Linked DNA regions of Homo sapiens: region 1 is linked to region 2. A link is an interaction called in ENCODE POLR2A ChIA-PET data of the cell type or tissue named here. Cell type or tissue: GM12878. All regions are shown on one strand. Links, peaks and the distances in the headings refer to the core of each region. The heading gives the core; the rest is flanking DNA.

The links. ChIA-PET counts read pairs that join two places held together with the same protein. Peaks named below come from ENCODE experiments on the same cell type or tissue, not always from the same donor. Only the 100,000 strongest peaks of a DNase experiment are listed, where the experiment ranks them.
Region 1: POLR2A ChIA-PET joins it to region 2 with 5 read pairs; 1 of 35 experiments calls an interaction of 5 or more read pairs at or near these places.

What each region holds. Positions count from the first base shown.
Region 1 is chr21:38,245,385-38,252,345 of GRCh38, forward strand. LOC105372801 (a long non-coding RNA gene) reads right to left here. Exons shown (of 3, transcript XR_937708.3): 3 at 6,807-6,961. It also overlaps a transcript of KCNJ15 not described here. Among named protein-coding and RNA genes, the nearest start is that of KCNJ15, 8.1 kb to the right of the region's middle. In GM12878, for the core only: no CTCF peak of the experiment used is centred there; a DNase peak (open chromatin) is centred at 4,061.
Region 2 is chr21:36,251,810-36,259,853 of GRCh38, forward strand. DOP1B (DOP1 leucine zipper like protein B) reads left to right here. Exons shown (of 37, transcript NM_001320714.2): 23 at 1,963-2,100. LOC124905072 (small nucleolar RNA U13) reads right to left here and starts at 6,722; the gene lies at 6,617-6,722. RefSeq lists enhancers at 2,242-2,341, 4,112-4,161. In GM12878, for the core only: no CTCF peak of the experiment used is centred there; DNase peaks (open chromatin) are centred at 3,338 and 4,072; H3K4me3 peaks cover 686 bases; H3K27ac peaks cover 1,744 bases.

The DNA of each region.
Region 1 (6,961 bases), core at 2,129-6,128, 2.0 Mb after region 2:
GGTCAGGGTTGAGGCCACTGCTTTACTTCATTACATCATGACACTAAAAATACTACTGGAAAGAAAAAAGGAGGGCTACCATCTGCCTTCCAATCTCTTCAGCTGGGAACCTCTTCATAAGACTGTATCTGAAACCAGGATACGAGATCCTTATAAGTAATTCCATTTATAATAACAAAGAAAGAAAAGAAAGAAAGAAAGAGAGAGAGAGAAAGAAAGAAAGGAGGGAAGGAAGGAGAGAGGAAGGAAGGGAAGGGAAAGAGAGACAGAGAAAGGAAAGAAGAAAGAAAGAAGGAAAGGGAAGAAAGAAAGAAGGAAAGGAAAGAAAGAAAGAGAGAGAAAGAGAAAGGAAGGAAGGAGAAAGAGAATGAAAGGTGTTTACAGCTGGAAATCAAACAGAACTTTGCCTGACACATGTTCATTTTTGGCCATTTTTGCCTTTTTTGTGGTGTGAACCATTAGTTCAGCCCAGTTAACCCTGAGACCACCCACAAAGACTGAATTCAGAGGTGGCTGTCCAGTACAGTGATTCAAGGTGAGGCCTGTGAAGTGAGATCAAGATTTGAATTTCTGCTTCTCAGTTCACCAACTATTTGACCTTGGGCAAGTGACTTAATTCAAGACTTAGTTTTATCATTTATAAAGTAAGAAGAATAATACCTGTCTTACATACTCTGATTTGTTGATATGATAGTCAATATGCTATAAGAATAAATTAATAATTAAATGACACGGTAGACATAAGGCATTTAAATCTAATTCCTGATCCACAGCAAACCTTCAACAAATAGCAGCTGTTATCATCAGAGCTAAAACGAATCATGTATCTAGGCTAGGGTCTGGTTTCTTTGCTGTTTTGGATAATGGCTTAGGAATAAGAATAATGCCCACTGAAGAAGTCTTGATTTTTCTTAAAGCTCTAAGCTCACTAGAGTTTTTTGCGTGTTGCCAATTTCAATCAGATCCAGGAGTATTGGTTACTGTTGGCCTATATGATGAAGATTAACTTTTGGAAGAATCTTTCTGTGGAATGCAGGCCAAAAGAATTCTGAGGCTGCTTTTGATTTGCTTTGAGTTCGTTGCAGCTAATGTGAAGGATGCAAATATTTCTATATTCCCTACTATCTGCTTGGGGTCTTCAAGAGATGAGTTACAGTGACCTGGAGGTAACATTTTAAAAATGCTAGTTAAGATTAGTGTTAAAAACACAGACAAAGTCTGAATCTCTCCAATGCTTGATTTTAATTTTTAAAAAAGAGGAACATATTACAAAGGAAGCAGAATTTCAACATAATCTTTAGATGGTAAATTATGTTTTACATTAGTCTGCATTATTACCACAATACTTGCACCTGGCTGGTATGAGGAGTGTGTGTGTGGGTTAAAGGGAGCTGTTATTTACCTGCTTATCTATCAGACTGGTAATACCAATCTCACTCTGCAAATTTAACATCAGGGATTTACTGTTCATAATAGAATAAATGCATATTGAGAACCACACTTGAACTTAGCCCTTCTGACAGGAAACTTTCAAAGTTAGAAGTTACACTGAGCTTGAATTTTAAGAGAGAGGAAAAGTCATTTAATAAAACTAAAAAATGAAGGATGGATGGATGGATGGATGCATAGGTAGATGGATGGATGCATAAGTGGATGGATGGATGGATGGGTGAATGGATGGATGGATGGATGGATGGATGGATGGATGGATGGATGCATGGATGGATGGATGGATGGATGGATGCATGGATGGATGGATGGATGGATGCATGGATGTATAGGTATATGGATGGATGGACAGATGGATGGATGGATGCATAGGTAGATGGATGGATGGATAAATGGATTGATGGATGGATGGATGGATGGATGGATAAATGGATGTATGGCTAAATGGATAGATGGATAGATGCATAGGTGGATGGATGGATCGATGGGTAAATGGATGGATGGATAGATGCATAGGTGGATGGATGGATGGATGGATGGATGGATGAATGGATGTATGGATAAACGGATGGATAGATGGATAAATGGATGGTTGGATAGATGCATAGGTGGATGGATGTATGGATGAATGGATGTATGGATAAACGGATGGATAGATGGATAAATGGATGGTTGGATAGATGCATAGGTGGATGGATGGATGGATGGATGGATGGATGGATGGATGGATGGATGGAAAGATGCATGCATGCATAGGTAGATAAATGGATGAATGGATATGTAGGTAGATGGATGGATTGATTGAATAAAATGCTGAAGTTAATAGAATCCTCTGTTACTCTGTATGCCCATATGTTCTTCATGGCCACATGTAAGGTTAGCCTTATGATGAAAGATTGGCATCAGTATTGTCATTTTTATTTCAGCTTGTGCCTAGGTTACATGTTCTCATATGTTCCCCATAAACATTCACATGGTCCAGTGTGCAACTATGAAAGAAGCTTCCCATCACCTGTGCCTCCCAATCTCACCCCACTCACTGCAATCTGAGGAAGAAATCCAACACCAAACAAACACTAGAAAGCACCTTGCTGGCGTGGGCTTCCTGTTAACTAAACTAAAATTCCATCTCTAGGACTCAGTGAACTGACAAGTGTTATTGCTTCCAAACTTGGGCTATGTTCACTCCATCCAGGTGCATTTCTACAATTCAAGTAAACATTTTCACTGTAAACTTATTGCTAGTAAGAGCACACCACATCACAAGGAACAGCAAATAGCAGACATATCTTTGCGCCTTCACACAGCAGCACAGAAATTATATCTGGTACTTGATTCAGTGTCAGGTGGTATAAGCACTTCATCAACAAATGAAGAACAGAAGGGGTAACTGAGCAGCGACAAATATTTCGTTAAGTTCTGTAACCAAGATAAGAGATAGATTCTCACACTTGATTGCTGGGAATACACACATCCTATAAAAGCCAAGAAAGTTAGAAAGTTAACTAAGTGGCACAAACTTTATAGCTTATCAGTACAATGCAAGGCACTTCAGGAAAACTGGCATGATAAAGCTTGGTTTCCTAGGAACAAGCTAATTAAATTATATTTATTCAAGTAATCTAAACTATTTAACTATTCAAGTGGTTGGACAATAAAAGAACTAGAATAAGACTCAGAAAAGCCTAGTACCTACATTGCTCTCCCTGGGAGGTGCAGCAGCACTTTGAGGGCATGCAAATTGTTTAAGATATTTTAAGGCAGCTCAGGATCTCTGCATACATTCTAGTGAAAACAGCAGATCTTGAAGGAACTGGAGTGCACGGCTTCTGTGTCCCACAATTCAAACATGAGAGGAGATGAGAACTCCTGTATTATAAGATGGCTTTGCACATGATTGTTCCTAGAGGTGAGTTTTCAGGCAAAACAGAGGGAGCTCCCTGTCTGAGTGCAACCAGCAGGAAGAGGACCTTGATGCTGGCCACCTTTGCCCCTCACCATGGAGCTGCATTCCCTGATGTCTTCTGACAGAACACACGTGGTGCAGGACAATTCCCATGCCTTCCCTTCTCCAAACTGCATAAGGACCCTGGGAGGTAAACTGTTTTTCTCAGTTCACTAGTGCAAAACCATCTCAGATAAGTCAATCCGCTTGCCTCAGATCATTGAGTTAGTAAGTAGCAGCTCTAGAATTTGAATCTATAGCTAAGACCAAACCTACATTTCTCCCTTGCACCCCCAATGGACTTTACTCCTTGCCAGAAAGAAAGAATATAACCATTTAGTGTCCCAAGGCAAGAATTACAGCTTCGGTTCAATTTTGCTGTTGGTGTCCACACTGTAAAATGAGATTTGACTGGCAAGATAAGACATACCACTGAGCAATTTGAAAAACAAAACATAATGACTTTTGCCCAAGAGATTGCAATGATTGTTTAAATTGATAACCCAAGTACTTTTTCTGATGTGCGTACTAGGTGATATATGTTATTTACTGATTGATAAATGGTAAGGCTGCACCTTTAGAATTACTGCTGCCTACTAAGTACACACAGATTTCAGAAGGGAAGTAAGCAGAGGTGAGTTTTCAGTCATAACTCAACTATCACTCTGAGTTAGGGTGACCACAATGGCAAACCAAAGCCAGTGGAACAGAATGGATGACAGATAGGAAATATTCTCCAGCATGTGATCAGGAATAAATGCATGGAGGTGAAACAACTCCAGGAATTTTTCTTAATGAAGAAGTAAAGAAAACACAGTCACTGCATGTCTAGTCTGTATAGGTGTGGTCAAACACCAAGGAAACTAAAGACTGTATGTTTGACTTTAATTTCAGAAGCCTGACTTTGGCTCAGTCATAATTCTCTAGCTTTTATTCTTCAGGTCAGACAGTCAAGGAGAAGAAAAATAAGAAAAACCAGTACCCTATTATTAGGCATTCTTTATCATCTCTTTTTCAGCTGGAGTCTCCATCATCTCTACGTGCACATTTGATAAGCTGAAGTGCAATGATAGAATAAGATGATCTTGGACAGCTTTCTCTTTGAATTCATTTTTAGCTTAATGTATTTGTTGTGGCTTCTCTAGGAAATGTTTGCTGAATTAGCCCCTGTGCATTGCTAGGGCTGATAAGGAATAGTCAAGAGTTTGAGTTCACAACACCCTCTTTCTATACTCCTGCTAGTCCTTCAGTGTGAAGTCCCTTAGATTTTTATGACAACTGGGCTGAGATCTTTCACTTTACGTAACTTAGCCAATTCGCATTGCTCAGTTTTTCCACAATAACTAGAATATTTGGCAAAAGGGCACAATTTTGCAATGGGAAAGCTCCCAAAGTGAAAAACCTAGTTGTTTACCCAGTTCTGCTAATAATAAATACCCAAGATGAGACCTGGGACTTCTCCTAGGCCCTCTTGCATTGATGCCAGGTAGAAGGAGGGGTATTAGTGCAGAATCAGGGTTTGAATGACATTCTTCTCTGTGGATATTAGAGGGATAAACTGTATGGATTGATAGGGAGGTGGTTCAGTATGTTACAAATGAGGACGTTATAGCCTAATAATATCACTACATGCTGGAGCAAATAAAGGGCCATAAAACATGCAGTGTGTACCCAGCTAGCTCTTCCAGAGGCCAAGAACTAAACTTGGAAAAGGGTGAAAGGGGCCTGATCTATGCTCAGGAATTGAAATGTCATAGCAAGAAATATCAGTACAGAAGAGATCTGGAGGTTCACATGCTTCAGACAGTTTGATGGAACTTGGTGATGAAGGACGTGCCGGAATACAGCAGGTAGAATCAAACACCTGGCCTGTCCATTGATATTGCCAACTTGAAAGACAGATATCCCATTGGCTTGGTGATTTGTTTTTAAAGCTGAAATGTGTGATTGATCATCAGTCAAGCACCAATTGACCAATTGCTAAAATATGAAAATGGAAGGAAATGTAGAATGAATCACTACTTTTGTCTTCTCCAGTTGATCTTTGAAATTATTCAGGGTGATAATCGCATTTTCTGTAATATTCTATTTCAAATATTGTAAAGTGGGTCTTGGAGTGTTGGGTTCAAAGTCAGTCTGTTGTAGGTAAGACGTGTCTGGCCATCTGGTAGAGATAGGGTCCACGGCACACATACCTCACAGTCTGGCCTAGGAGCCTCCCTGTACAGTTGATTCAGAGTTAAACCACAATAAGACAACAATAGAAGAGGTGGGGGGTAATACAAGCCAGCATGCCACACATTGATGAATGATCCGGCGAGGCTTTCAAAGCAAGGCGGGATTACTCTGGTTGCAGTGGGCTGGAGAAGGTAACTGTACTTAGCAGATATTGCTTTTCTATTTGCCAGCCCACACTGTCAACAGTGGAAAACAGTCATTATCATATCCCTTCTTTGACGGGAATTGCCACAAAATAGTTCACTTGGTAAAAGCCTGTCTGAGGTGAACCAGGAACAAACGGTGTGTATTTAACATGTGGTGTAAGGTTGCACCAACAATAAAGGAATAAAGTTCAATTTGAATAAGGCAAGAGGAAACCGGATCACCGTTGGGTTCATGTCAGTGGTTGTTTCACAGTTTCTCAATTCTGAAGCCATGCTGCTGATAGGGACCTAGAATCACCAACTAACTCCAGTAGAAGTTTAAAGGACACTTCCATACGGAGCCCCTATAGAGAGAGGCGGGCACTTCATGCACCCAACTTTTAAGTATATACATTCCCACCTGACAAAGTTAGATTTTACAGATGCCGTGGCAAATGTGCACTCAGTGCTAACAAATTAGGATATCAGGCCTGTATTAATGCTTTCATTTTCCAATTATTTTTTATTGCATTTAACAGCTGACTTCAAAAGAGCTGAGGACACACAGAGGAATAGCGTGACCCATCATCGCAATTTGCCAGCGAGTAGGGGATTTCTTAGGATGTGGGACTTTAAGTGTTAAAAACCAGGGCAGTCAGTGGAAAATCAGGATTATTGGTCACCTTACAAAGGAATGACTTGGAGGTAACATTTTTATTAAGTAAGTTTTGCATTTTTGGATAATTTTTGAACCATCTCATTTAAGAAGAATGTGGATAAAATAGCTTCCATGTCTTCCTGAGGAGGAACGCTTTGTGTTGAGGATGGTGGGTGGTGGGAAGATGGGGAAGCCTCCAGTGGGAGGCTAGAGGTTGCTTTCAGCTCCATTTACTTCTCCCAAGGGAAAGCTAAAGGACAAGGGGAGACAGGCGATTCTATAACCAAAGCCATTTTTCTTGTGATTTCTTGCTGTCTAAACTCCATGAGGCTAAGGCTAGAGTTACATTGCTAAACTGTCCCAGAGATCAGATCACTTGGCTCTTTTAATCTTTACTTAAATAATCTTTAATTATTTGCTCTTCATTTTTCCTGGAATGTCAACAACCCTACTTTGTCTCCACCTATGGAAATCTTGTGGGCTGCACTCAATTGTTCCCACCTCTGGAAGGCTACCTTCAAACTCCCAGGTAGAGTAAATTCCCCT
Region 2 (8,044 bases), core at 1,968-5,967:
ACTTCTGTTTTCTAATTTTTCTGTAATGAGTATATAGTACTTGTGTTTAATCTTTTTAAATCTAAAATACATATAAGAGTATATATAACATGAACATTTTTAAAGAATAAAAATGGCACAGTGGCTCACACCTATAATCTCAACACTTTGGGAGGCCAAGACGGGCAGATCGCTTGAGTCTAGGAGTTTGAGACCAGCCTGGGCAATATGGCAAAAAATTAGCCGGGCGTGGTGTTGTGCACCTATAGTCCCAGCTACTCAAGAGGCTAAGGTGGGAGGATCACTTGAGCCTGGGAGGTGGAGGGTGCAGTGAGCCATGATTGTGCCACTGCATTCCAGCCTGGGCGACAAAGCAAGTCCCTATCTAAAAAAAAAAAACTTTACCTAAGAACATGCCACCCATTTGGCTTAAGAAATGGTCACTTATCCTAGCACTGTGGGCCTTTTTTTATTTGTAGTACCATCTTATTGCTTTTTTAATGTGTAGAAATCACACTTGTTAGCTGGGCATGGTGGTATGCGCCTATAGTCCTAGTTACTTGGGAGGCTGAGATGGAAGGATCACTTGAAGCCAGGAATATGAAGCTGCAGTGAGCTACGATTGTGCCACTGCACTCTAGCCTAGACAACAGAGTGACACTTCATGTAAAAAAAAAAAAAAAAAAGGAAATTACATTTGTCCATGATAATAAAGAAAATTGAAATCACCAATCATATTTCTATGCCCAAAGATAATTTCTTTTTTTTTTTTTCTATTGAGACAGAGCGATCTCAGCTCACTGCAACCTCTGCCTCCTGAGTTTAAGCAATTCTCCTGCCTCAGCCTCCTGAGCAGCTGGGATTACAGGTGCATGCCACCACACTCAGCTAATTTTTGTAATTTTAGTAAAGACGGTTTCACCATGTTGGCCAGGCTGGTCTCAAACTCCTGACCTCGTGATCCGCCTGCCTCGGCCTCCCAAGGTGCTGGGATTACAGGCGTGAGCCCAAAGATAATATCAGTTTGTATTTTGCCCGTTCTTTATCCACTTGACTGGTCCATGATGAAGTCCTGCAGGGGTCGGCTTACCTTTTTCAACCTCAATCCTCTTCCTTTGTTCCCTCCCACCCCTGCTCCATCCCCTGCTCGGGATCTGCTGCTGCACCTCCTTGACACTCCCCCAGTGCTCAGCCTTTGTGGCAGACATGGGCGCCTGTTCTCTGAGGAAGAGTCAGTGGTCAGTGTCCAAGGCCACCCTCCTGAGCGCCTGTCGGCTCCTTCCCTGGTGAGGAACCTGGTGCTAGTTGTTTTTCTTCCAAATGCCCATGACCAGGGTATGCAGACTTCTGTCATCAAAAATATGCCTCCCATACCAGGGCTTTCCTTCCAAGGCTAGCAAATGGGAGCCTGGTTTATCTGTTTTTACTTCCTGTCTTCGTATTTTTGATTCCATCTCTTGTTTCCTTCAAATTTAGTATATTTGTTTCTAAAATGCTTTCTACTAAATTCAAACATACCACTATTACAGCCCCATCATGGCCTGCACCTTTTATTCCTAATTTGTATCAAATTATGTTGTTCCCCTGGGTGGAGCCTTTACCTAGTTCAATAGGAAATGTTTGTTTAAGAGATTAAAACAGGCCGGGCGCGGTGGCGGCTCATGCCTGTAATCCCAGCACTTTGGAAGACCGAGGCGGGCAGATCACCTGAGGTCGGGAGTTTGAGACCAGCCTAGCCAACATGGCGAAACCTCATCTCTACTAAAAATACAAAACTTAGCTGGGCGTGGTGGTGGCCAAGATCGCACCACTGCACTCCAGCCTGGGTGACAGAGTGAGACCGTGTTTCAAAAAAAAAAAAAAAGAGATGAAAACAGATTGATTTCTCCAGGGACGACTACTGTAGAATACAATAAGGATGTGTCATCCTTATTTTTACTTTCTCTCTATAAGCTTTCAAGGAACTTTTTTTTTTCTTGGCAGATTATCCCAACGGCAAGTGCATCCCAGCTAACCCTTGTCGACTTGGTGTGTGCACTCAGCACCCTGCAGACTGACACGCTGCTGCACCTGGTGAAGGAGGTGGTGAAGAGGCCACCCCAAGTCAAAGGGGGTGATGAGGTGAGGAGCCTGGGGAAGCCTCTGGGCTTCTGCAGATTAGTGGGTGGCATTTGTCATAACTCTACTTCCTTATAAATCGTGTTTGGGAGGGAAGGATAGGTAACAAGAGCTAGTGGGAATGCTTGGGGTAGTGAAGTGGAGGTGCTGTTTGCTGTGCTTTGGGGGAGACCTATGAAGATCTGGTGCTTCTTTTTTAAGTTGGGAACTGCCTGAGGTCAGGGGCTCTCATTCCTTGTACCCTGCTGCTGAGGACACTGCCTGGTACATGGGTTAGCGCCTTCTGGGCACCAAGTGGAATAAAATCTTTAGAAAGAGGAAATGGCACCTGCCTCAAGGAGCTCGCAGCCATAAAGATGCCAAAGATAAACAAAACCAGACTCTAGTGAAAGATGGTAAAGACAGATGTGATTCAATAACCACTGCGGTAAGGGAAAGTGTTGGGTTCAGTTTAGATTTGTGTGGAGATGACTGGGAAAGGATGAGGGAGGAGGGAGGGGGAAGGAGCAGGAAGTTTAAGGAGAGTTGGAGAAGTAGAAAATTACAAAAGAGCAGGTGGGGAGGCTGCTCAGTCCATAGATGTGATTAGGCCATCTGGGTTTGCTAACTGGGGCTTATCCAAATGAGGCTCCTACCCTCCCACAGAGGCTGGGAGATCGAGACTCTGTCTTTCTTGATGATTCTGTTTCAAAGGGATGGCTCCCAGGTCCTTGAGAAACACATTCCTAGGTTGTGGGAGACACATACACATCTCAAAGGGACAGAGAAAGTATTTATCATTGTAAACTTAAAAGAAAATGCTCTAAGAAAGGGAGGTCAGGGGTCTCGCAGGAACAAACAGTAAATTATTTGGCAACCTTGAGCTTTCTCGGACAAGTGTTTGAAGAGGACTGGTGTCCCCATCCTAGGGATCCATGCTAGTGTTGTTTGGGGCTGTGGGGGTGGACAGAATCATTTGTCAAGCAGAGGGCTCAGAGGAGCCTAGCTAGAATCAGCTCAAGGAGAGAGTCTTTGTCAAGGGCAAATTAAAATTTGTGTAACTTTTTTTTTTTTTTTTTTTTGAGACACAGTTTCACTCTGTCACCCAGGCTGGAGTGCAGTGGTGCGATCTCAGCTCATTGCAACCTCCACCTCCTGGGCTCAAGTGATTCTTGTGCCTCAGCCTCCTGGGTAGCTGGGAGTACAGGTGCATGCTATCACTCCTGGCTAACTTTTGGTTTTGTTTTGTTTTGTTTAGTTTTTTCGAGATGAAGTCTCACTTTGTCGCCCAGGCTGGAGTACAGTGGTGCAATCTCAGCCCACTGCAACCCCGCCCCTGGGGTTCAAGTGATTCTTGTGTCTCAGCTTCCTGAGTAGCTGGGATTACAGGTGCGCACCACCAAGCCCGGCTAATTTTTGTATTTTTTTTTTTCTTTTAGTAGAGACGGGATTTTGCTATGTTGGCCAGACTGGTCTTGAACTCCACTTGCCTTGGCCTCCCGAAGTCCTGGGATTACAGGCGTGAGCCACCGTGCCCGGCCAAAATTTGCATAATTTTTTTTAAAACTTTTTTTTTTTTAAGACAGGATCTCACTGTCACCCAGGCTGCAGTGCAGTGGCACAATCACAGCTCACCATAGCCTCGACCTCCCCAGGCTCAAATGATCTTCCCAAATAGCTGAGACCACACATGCACACCACCACACCTGGCTAATTTTTATATTTTTTGTAGTGACGGGGTTTGCCACATTGCCCAGGCTGGTCTGGAACTCCTAGGCTCAAGCAATCCTCCTGCCTCGGCCTCCCAAAGTGCTGGGATTACGGGCGAGAGCCACCATGCCTGGCTGCATAATTTTTTATAAAGGTAGAAAATAAATGTCAGAGAACATAACTAATGATAGACACTCTGAGAAAGAGGAGATTTCATCTGGCTGCTGTGAAACAGAAACCTTCAGGGTGATGTCATTGAACCGAGAAGTTCCTTGTAATTTTTCTGCTCAATTTCATTACAGCAGCCTGGAGGGCCCATGTTGTCTAGAGAGCTTCTTCAATTATACACGGTGGATTTAAAACAGGGCAAGCTGTGTGGTTTAATATTTGCATTCCCTTAGAGTCTTCTATTTCTGTTTTTACCAAAGCAGTCTTCATCATTGAAAGCAGCAGAGCTGTTTTGCTCTTAATTAACTAATTTAATAAAAACCAGGGATTTATTTCAATCTTGAAATAATTGCCTTCTGTCGAACAGTTTAAAATCATACAGTTAGCAAAAATTTAAGAATAATCTAAATGAAAATTAGGGGGGCCGGGCATGGTGGCTCATGCCTGTAGTCCTAGCACTTTAGTCCAGGAGTTCGAGACCAGCCTGGGCAATGTAGGGAGACATCATCTCTACAGTAAATTTAAAAATTAGCTGGGTGTGGTAGTGCACACCTGTAGTCCCAGCCACTTGGGAGGCTGAGACAGGAGGATCAGTTGAGCACAGGAGTTCGAGGTTGCAGTGAGCTATGATTGAGCCACTGCACTCCAGCCTGGGTGACAGAGTGAGACCCTGTCCAAAAAAAAGAAAATTCGTGCAATGGAAAAAGTGATTATTAAAAAATATAGCTATACTTGAACAGGTGTTTGTGTACCGATGTTCATAGCAGCATTATTCACAGCAGCCAAAAGGTGGACGCAATCCCTGTGTGTCTCAGTGGGTGTGCGGATAACAAAGTGAGATCTGTGCGTGCAGCGCGTTAGTACTCAGCCTCGAGAGGAATGAAATTCTGACACGTGCTACACAACATGGATGTCAGATCCTCAACATGGATGAACCTTGAAGACATTAAGTTGAATGAAATAAGCCAGTCACAAGAGGACTAACACAGTTCTATATCTGGAAAAAAAAAAACAACTGTGTCCTCACTCAACAACATAACAATCAACACAGAAGACTTCTCTTACCCCAAATATGCGGGGAGTTCTCCCCACCAGCAAGCAAGCAATTGATTCCGCAGTGGACACCAGTTGGGTGTCCTCCAATTCAATTCCTACTCTATCTGCTTGGAGATAGTGTCAGATCCCACAGGGTGAGGGCTCAGTCCCCAAGAGCACCCTTCACTTCAGACACCAGTCACAAGTCTGGGCCTCTGGAACTTCTGACTGACTAGCTTCAAGTTGGGATTCCCACGAACCCCCTCTTTGGGTTCAGTTAATTTGTCAGAGCAGCTCCCAGAACTCCAGAAACACGTTTACTGGTTTATTATAAAGGCTACTACTGAGGATACAAATGAAGGGATGCGTAGGGCAAGGTATGGGGGAAGAGGTGCAGAGCTCCTGTGCCCTCCGTGGGCACAGAACCTTCATGTGCTCTGCTCTCTGGAAGCTCACCAAACCCAGTCCTCTTGGGCCTTTTATGGAAACTTCATTGGATGGGTATGACTAAAGCATGGACAACCGTGTCGAAGTGTGATTGGACAAAAAGAGTGTGATCTAATACTTAATACAGTGACTGGGGAAACCTAGCAGGGCCTGCCTGTTCAGATTCTTCTTGGCCTGTCTGCACAGCACTGCTTCCTCCAGGGTGTGGGACAGGACCCTCTCCAGAATGAGGGTCTTATGAACCGTAGTCAGATTAGAGTCCTGCCTTGGGGCAGGTCAAAGGAGGGCAGGAGTTATGAACCAAGAACTGCAGACAAACACGTAAAAACATAGGTTGATACGTAGATAGATGATAGATAGATAGATAGATAGATAGATAGATAGATAGATAGATAGAAGTAGTTAGGTAAATAGATAGATGTAGGTAGGTAGGTAGATGTAGGTAGGTAGGTAGAGAGATGGATGTAGGTAGGTAGGTAGGTAGATAGATGTAGGTAGGTAGGTAGATGTAGGTAGGTAGGTAGAGAGATGTAGGTAGGTAGGTAGGTAGATGTAGGGTAGGTATGTAGATAGATGTAGGTAGGTAGGTAGATGTAGATAGGTAGGTAGGTAGAGAGATAGATGTAGGTAGATGTAGTTAGGTAGGTAGGTAGATGTAGGTAGGTAGATAGATGTAGGTACGTAGGTAGATAGGGAGATAGATGTAGGTAGATGTAGGTAGGTAGGTAGATGTAGGTAGGTAGGTAGATGTAGGTAGGTAGGTAGATAGGTAGAGAGATAGATGTAGTTAGATGTAGGTAGGTAGATAGATGTAGGTAGGTAGGTAGATGTAGGTAGATAGATAGATAGATGTAGGTAGGTAGATAGATATTATGATTTTAGAGTGTTAAAGGGTGGCTCACTCCTGTAATCCCAGCACTTTGGGAAGCCGAAGCAGGGGGATTGCTTGAGCCCAGAAGTTTAAGACCAGCCTGGGCAACAAAGTAAAACCTTGACTCTAAAAAGAAAAAAAAAATTAGCCAGGCATGGTATGCACCTGTAGCCTCAGCTACTTGGGAGGCTGAGGTGGGAGAATCACTTGAGCCAGGGAAGTTGAAGCTGCATTGAGTCAAGATCACGCCACTGCACTCCAGTACAGAGCAAGACCCTGTCTGAAAACAAAAGAAAGACTTTTTTTTTTTTTCACATCAGACAATGTGCCGACCATTGTAACAAAGTTTGAGGGTGGCACATATCACGCATGTGCGTGAACACCCAATCATCACACTAATGAACTGCAGATGAATCGGAAGACTTTTTTTTCAGCCATTTTTTTCAGCCTCACATATGACACGGGGCAGCCCCCTATAGAAATGTCCAGGCCCCGAGGGCCTGGCCGTTGGGCGTCACCCAGTCAGTTATCCTCCAGCTCCTGGTCTCTTCCTTCGTTCCAGTGTTAATCGACAATGCTCTATGTGCACTGAGTGGTGTCGTGGAGGCTAAATAGTGGAAAAAGCAATTCCTGCCCTCAGTCCTCCTATATTCTAGGTTGGCAAAGAAGAGAGAAGAGAAGAGAAGCCATCCTAAAAAATAACAGCACTGCGAGGCCAGGTTATGGAGCGAGCTCAGTCAGTGCTTAAGGCTTCGAATGTAAAAGGACCCGGATGACTTCCACAGTATTTCTTGGGGATCTGGCCCAGGTCTCCCAATCTTCCAAGAACGTATGGTCATCCTGTTGCCTTTCACTGTTTTTTTTTTTTTTTTTTTTTGAGACGAAGTCTTGCTCTGTCGCCCAGGCTGGCGCAATCTCGGCTCACTGCAAGCTCCACCTCCCAGGTTCATGCCATTCTCCTGCCTCAGCCTCCCTAGTAGCTGGGACTACAGTCGCCCGCCACCACGCCCGGCTAATTTTTTGTATTTTTAGTAGAGACAGGGTTTCACCGTGTTAGCTAGGATGGTCTCGATCTCCTGACCACGTGATCCACCCGCCTCGGCTTCCCAAAGTGCTGGGATTACAGGCGTGAGCCACTGCGCCCGGGCTTTTTTTTTTTTTTCTTTTTTTTTGAGATGGAGTCTCGCTCTGTTGCCTAGCCTAGAGTGCAGTGGCGTGATCTTGGTTCACTGCAACCTCTGCCTCCTGGGTTCAAGCAATTGTCCTGCCTCTGCCTCCTGAGTAGCTGGGATTACAGGCTTGCGCCACCATGCCCAGTTAATTTTTTTGTATTTTTAGTAGAGATGGGGTTTTGCCATGTTGGCCACGCTGGTCTTGAATGCCTGACCTCAAGTGATCCACCCGCCTTGGCTTCCCAAACTTCCGGGATTATAGGTGTGAGCCACCGTGCCTGGCCTCCTTTCATTCTTGTCCATAAATGTTAGGAGTGGGAATGGTGCTCCACAGGGCGGTCTGTGCTGCTGCAGGCTTGGTCGCCGTAGAACCAAGGGGTTCTTCGAGGTCCTGAAGACAGCTCTGCAGAGGCTATGACAGCCAGAGCGAGTGTGTTTAGGTTGTATTCCTTCACATTACTTGAATTTCTACAAATACCTGCAATTTCTAGTCTTTCCTGGGCTATAAAGGAACCGGATTTTATCTAGCTGACTGATTTTTGGCGGTTCAAATAACAAAACTACA